Linked DNA regions of Mus musculus: region 2 is linked to region 1. A link is a contact called in ENCODE Hi-C data. All regions are on one chromosome and are shown on one strand. Each heading gives the region's core, a stretch centred on a gene start or an enhancer-like site at or near the end of the contact. The rest is flanking DNA. Distances are from core to core; before and after follow the strand shown.

Region 1 (2,700 bases), core at 51-2,550:
GGTGGTTTCGTTATTGTCATTATTTTATTTTCTTCCTGAAATGTGCAACAACCGTTCATCTAGGTGGCCTGTGGTCTGTTTGGGAGAGGGGCGGGGAAATCCACTCTGACTATAATTTAAAAGAGAACGAATTCTTAAAATAGAGATGTTGATGCGACAGAAAATTCCCAGTGCACCTAGGCTGAGTTCTAAAGACCCTAGCAAGAATGGAAGGCGCTGGCTGTGGAGGCTCGGACAGTGCCTCCCTCCAACAGGCCAAAGCGGATCCTGGAAAAACTGCAGCCGAATTAAAAGTAGGTATTTAATCTCAAAGGCAACCGCTCCCTGGCACTTGCAAAACATAGGACCTCACGTGACCAGGGGATGTGGTGGCCGCGGAGGGTAGCACTTCCTACAAGGTGCAGAGAGGGGACACGCGTGCCGCTCTTCTGGGGCTGCACTCCTTGTTGGTTCCGAGGCTCAGGGTAAAAGTTTGGCTGTTTCTAAGGGAGACGTTTGGAGCCATCTATCTTATTTTTGTTTGAAAAGTCACTCTTTCAAGTTGTCACTGGAATGACAGCTCCGAATAAAACTAATTTGTGGTCTGCCCTCCTCCTGGCTTCTTGGAGCAGCTCTGGTGAGCTGAGAAACCAGCGGATTACAGTAGACTTGGGTCGGGATTCTGGGCTGTAGGGGCGCTGAGAGGATGGGGCCTTTACCTAGGACTTGTGATAAAAGCACCTGGGTAAAAGCAGAGAGAAGGAAAGTCGCATGAGAGCGGAATACGGAAGGGACAGCCTGCGGACCGCCAGCGTGGTCTGCTGGGGTGGAGGTTGGGGGTGTACTACAGCAGAGTACGGGAGCCTCAGTGATCCCCCTCCTCCGCAGCTCCAGGAAAATTCCGGAGACCGGCTCCGAGGCTCTGCCGCTGGCGGGTCCCCGAGCTGCAGGGGACAGAGGAGAGCCAGAGGCCCGAGGAGTCTCGACCCCCAAGCGGCTCCCAGAGACGCTCAGTACTCAGCTTAGCCCACGCTGCCGCAGAAAACACTTTGGCGTGGCCAGGGCGTGGCCGAGCTCGGCCACGCCCCCCTCTTTCCCAATTCCCCTCCACTCCGGAGTCCCATTGGTCACGAAGACGTCCAATGAGCGCACGGATCAAGGTCCTACCCGGGGTCTGACTCGAAAGCTCCTGCCAAAACTTTGGGAGTTTTTAGAGAGGAGTTTTTTTTTTTTTTTTAATTTTTTTCCTTTTTTTTTTTTTTTTTTTTTTTTAAACTAACGGATCATTATTGTTGTTTTAAATTTAGCTCTTAGGGCTTAGCTGTTTGGGTTTTTCTTTCGGTGTCGGGTCCCTGTCTCCCCGGCTTCTGCGGAGTAGCAGAGCGAGGCCGCGCTCGCCTTGTCGCCCCAGCGCCTGGCGATCGCCTCCATCCACCCGGCGGGGAGCGCGCCCGCCGCGCCGCCTTTCAAGCCAAGCCAGGGGCCCAGGCCGTGGCGGGCGGCGATCGGGCCCTCGCCTCGTCCCTCGGTGGCGCTAGGGCTCCCCGGTTGGCCCTCCGCTTCAGGGCGGGCGAAGAACCGAAAGCAGCTCGGGCTCGGCTGGGACACCGCCTCTGCCCGAGCGCCCACCCACTTCCCCACTCACCCAGGACCCCGCCGGGATCCTGCCAGGATGTTCGCAGCCGGCCTGGCTCCCTTCTATGCTTCCAACTTTAGTCTCTGGTCAGCCGCCTACTGCTCCTCGGCGGGCCCGGGCGGCTGCTCCTTCGCCCTGGACCCAGCCGCTGTCAAGAAACCCTCTTTCTGCATCGCGGACATCCTGCACGCCGGCGTCGGGGAGCCGGGGCCCGCTGCAGAGGGACTGGTGGGGGCCTCGGCAGCCCTCACCGCACACTTGGGCTCCGTGCACCCGCACGCCTCCTTCCAAGCTGCCGCCAGATCCCCGCTCCGTCCCACCCCGGTGGTGGCGCCCTCAGAAGTCCCGGCTGGCTTCCCTCAGCGGCTGTCTCCGCTCTCTGCCGCCTTCCACCAGCATCTCCCGCAGCAATCACCAACGCAGCAACAGCAACCGCAGCAGCAGCCCCCGCCTCCACCCCGGGCGGTCTCCCTGCAGCCACCGACTTCGGGGACGCGGGTGGTCCCCCACCATAGCGGCTCCGCCCCTGCCCCCTCCAGCAAAGACCTCAAATTTGGTATCGATCGAATTTTGTCTGCGGAATTTGACCCAAAAGTTAAGGAAGGCAACACTCTGAGAGGTACGTATCGCTGGAAGGCCTCAGGCCTCACCACCACCCATGAGGGGCCTGATGTCAGGAGGATTTGGGGTGCGTTTATTTTTAAGGACAGAACGGTAGAATGAGGGCGAAGAAAACGAAATGAAGGAAAACTTAGTGACATGTAAAAGTCAGCTATCCCATGTTTAAAAACATATCTTCGTGTTGCTTAAACAGCATAGAAACGGATGACCATACTCTGGTTGCTGCAAAGTTTTGCAAAAGTGTGTATTATCCATCTTTTGAATGAAATATCTGCAGAACGACCTAGATCTTTCTGACAAGGAAATCTCAGCGTGGGGACACTTTGCATTTATTTGATTTCCAGTATTTCTTAAGAATTGCGGGGAAGCAAACCGGCCAGTCTAAGCTCCTGAAGGAAGGCGGGGGGGGGGGGGGGCTGAAGGGTGTAAATTAGGGGTTTGTAGAATTTCTGGAAGGCGTCCGA
Region 2 (2,700 bases), core at 44-2,543, 5.4 Mb before region 1:
GATTAATATCCTCTCCCATTCTGATAAATCGGAGAAGGTCCTAGAGTGTGCGCGGCAGACGATGGCGGCGGGTCTGCTGGTGTACTCGCATCTTATAAATACCCTGTCACAACACGTTTCAACCTTTGATCTGATTGAATTGGAGGGACTCAGAAAAAATTCTTGTCCCCACAGCACCTTTTGTAAAAGTCTCTAATCTCCTAGGTATGAACATTTAAAGTGCTTCTCAGCTCTTGAGGCTCGGGGTTTATGGAGTGTTTATGTCCACACTGCCTCTTTAGTAAGCGCTGCTGTTAACTGTGCCCAGGGAGAGGACCATTCAAGCTGAGGCTGGAGGCTCTTCAGCATTTGTCAAGGAAAGCCAAGGCCCTCTTTAAGAGCCACGTTATCTGAAGAAACCTTGCTGCTAATTTTCACCCAAGATGTCAAACCAACGTGTGTTTTATGTGGCTTTAAGTATTAGAGTCTGAGATGTCTTGCCCAATAAACTTTTAAGTTTGTCATTCAGACTTCGAAATCATGTGAATCCTATATCGAACTAGTTTCTTTGGCCATGTAGGGATGTGCGAACTGGAGAAGGGTGGCCAGAAACGATGTTTATAGCATATGTGGTCACTATGCCTACAATTGAAATAATACTTTTAAAGGTAATCGGGGGCGAATTCCTATAAATTCTGAGGTCTGATTGACTGGGACTCAGCCAGTGCGGGTAGAGGTTTTTAATATCAGACTTAGCGGCCCCAGTGTGAAATCTCTGGCACTTATTTATTTTTTAAAACCTAAGCCTACCTGTGTTTGCTCATCCTCTTTAAAAGGAAACTAGGGTGACTGGTCCTATTGATACTATCTATGATCATTTCCAAAGCAGAACGAGTTGTGCCCCCCCCCCACAACATTCCGCCCTTTATGCCACCCCGACCCTTAAAATATCCACTTTTTTTTATCCTGTATACTTTTCCGAGCCTTCCTCCATCCCAGTCTGGGGAGTGCTCCCGGCCGCTGGGAGAACTCCATCATCTGTGTCAGTGAAATGGAAAAAAAAAAAAAAAAAAAAAAAAGACCTGCGTCCTGGAAGAGCAAGTGTGAGCCGGGCGCCGCGGTGCACAACGCCCGCAGATGGCTCGCGGCGGCCGGGGCGCGGCGATCCAGGCGCCCCAAGCAGTGGCAGGGCGGGGTGGGGGCCGGGGCTGGTGGCCCGGGCGGGGGAGCGCTGGGCCCCCCTCTCCTCCTCTCTCCCCAGCCCCTCACCCCCACCCCTTTTATATATATGTATATTTTTTTCCTCACAAGTTCTCTTGCCTCGCTATCCCCCCTTGAATCCGAAGGCGCCTCGCGATTGGGTGCTGGGACCGGGTACGTCAGTGGGACTGTGACGTGCAGTCTTCCTGTTTCCTTCAGCTGTGTCTTAAAGTAAATCTTGTTGTGGAGCGGAGCCCTCAGCTGAGAGAGCGCTGGGAAAGCGACGGCCACTGCAGCCGGGGAAGCCGCGCGGCGCACACAAGCCTCTCCGCCGTGCCCGCTGCTCCTCGGGCCACCGCTCCGCGCTCCAGCCCTCGCCGCCTTCTCCGCTCTCTCTCCCCTTCTTTCCCCGGGCTCCCGGCTCTGCCCTGCGCGCCTCTCCCCTCCCCTCCCTCCTTTCTCCCCTCGCCTCTCAGCACTCGCCCAGATCACTCGCTCCCGCACAGACTCACCGACCCCTGGGCCAATTATCACCAGTAAGACATCACCGCGTGCGCGCGTGGGTTTCTTCTCTGCCCGCAAGAGAAGAAGAGAGGGGGAGAGAGAGAGAGAGTGAAAAGAAAGAGAGAGAGAAAGAGAGAGAGTGGCTGCGCCCCGCTGCTGCCCGCACCGCGTAAGTATCTTCACCCGGTTGCTGTCCCCTCCCCTTTTCCAGAATCGCTCGCACTGGCTCGTTCTTGAATGGGAAAGAGAGAGAAGAGCCTCCCGTTACTCACACCCGTGTAAACATTCTTTTTCCAAGGGGGAAAATGGTGTTATTTACATGAATCGTGATCAAATAGCCTCTAAAAACAGTTTTCTAAGCAGGAGGCTCAGTGGAACTCCGAGCTCCGCTCCTCCCAGTAAACGAAGAGTAAGTGACCTGCTTGGCTTTTATTTCTTTCTCGCGCCTGCCGGTGACTGGGATGATGGTGGCGATGGGGGGAGGCTGGTGTTGCTGGACTTGTCGCTGATCTTGTCACCTTTTGTGTACTGTGTCTGGGATGCGCTGAGGCTCTGGCTTTCTTTTATTTTGTATTATTTTTATTTCTTTATTTTTCTTGCACTCTTTTCAGGGGAGGGGGCCGCGAGGGGGATGAGTCCCTTTTGGTTGTTGTTCTTCTAGATTTTTTTTTTCTTGCAATCTTCCCAGCTTCTTCTTTTTCTTCTCCGGGAGTTGAAACTCCAGGGCCTGTCCCCGAGTCCTTCTCCCTTTGTCTTGTTTATTCTAGCTGCCTTTCTTCCCGGCTTTCCCTATTTGCTTGCTGTTTGCATACCTTTCACTTCTCCTTTTTTAACCCGGGGCAGAGGGCCGGCCGTGGGGAAGAGGGCGGGGAGGAGGGGGCGCCCGGTGACTTTCCTCTGTGTGCTCAGCGCCGGGAGCTTGCACCCAGCTCTGCAACAGAGGAGAGACGAGTTGGGGGACGGTCCGGTACGGAGGAGCGAGCGCGGTGCCAGTCCACCCAGTCTGCTTGCGCCGCG

The links. Hi-C counts contacts between places; a loop is a spot of excess contacts on that map.
Region 2: a map of left cerebral cortex shows a loop between it and region 1 (16-fold over the local background). The contact joins the promoter of Prox1 here to the promoter of Hlx in region 1. A Hi-C loop is called at or near these places in 3 of 37 maps with a recorded cell type or tissue (ES-E14 and left cerebral cortex).

Annotation. Positions count from the first base shown.
Region 1 is chr1:184,731,093-184,733,792 of GRCm38, reverse strand. Hlx (H2.0-like homeobox) reads left to right here and starts at 1,300. Exons shown (of 4, transcript NM_008250.2): 1 at 1,300-2,234. The coding sequence starts at 1,652.
Region 2 is chr1:190,169,420-190,172,119 of GRCm38, reverse strand. Prox1 (prospero homeobox 1) reads left to right here and starts at 1,293. Exons shown (of 5, transcript NM_008937.3): 1 at 1,293-1,852. Prox1os (prospero homeobox 1, opposite strand) reads right to left here and starts at 1,824. Exons shown (of 2, transcript NR_151620.1): 1 at 1,692-1,824.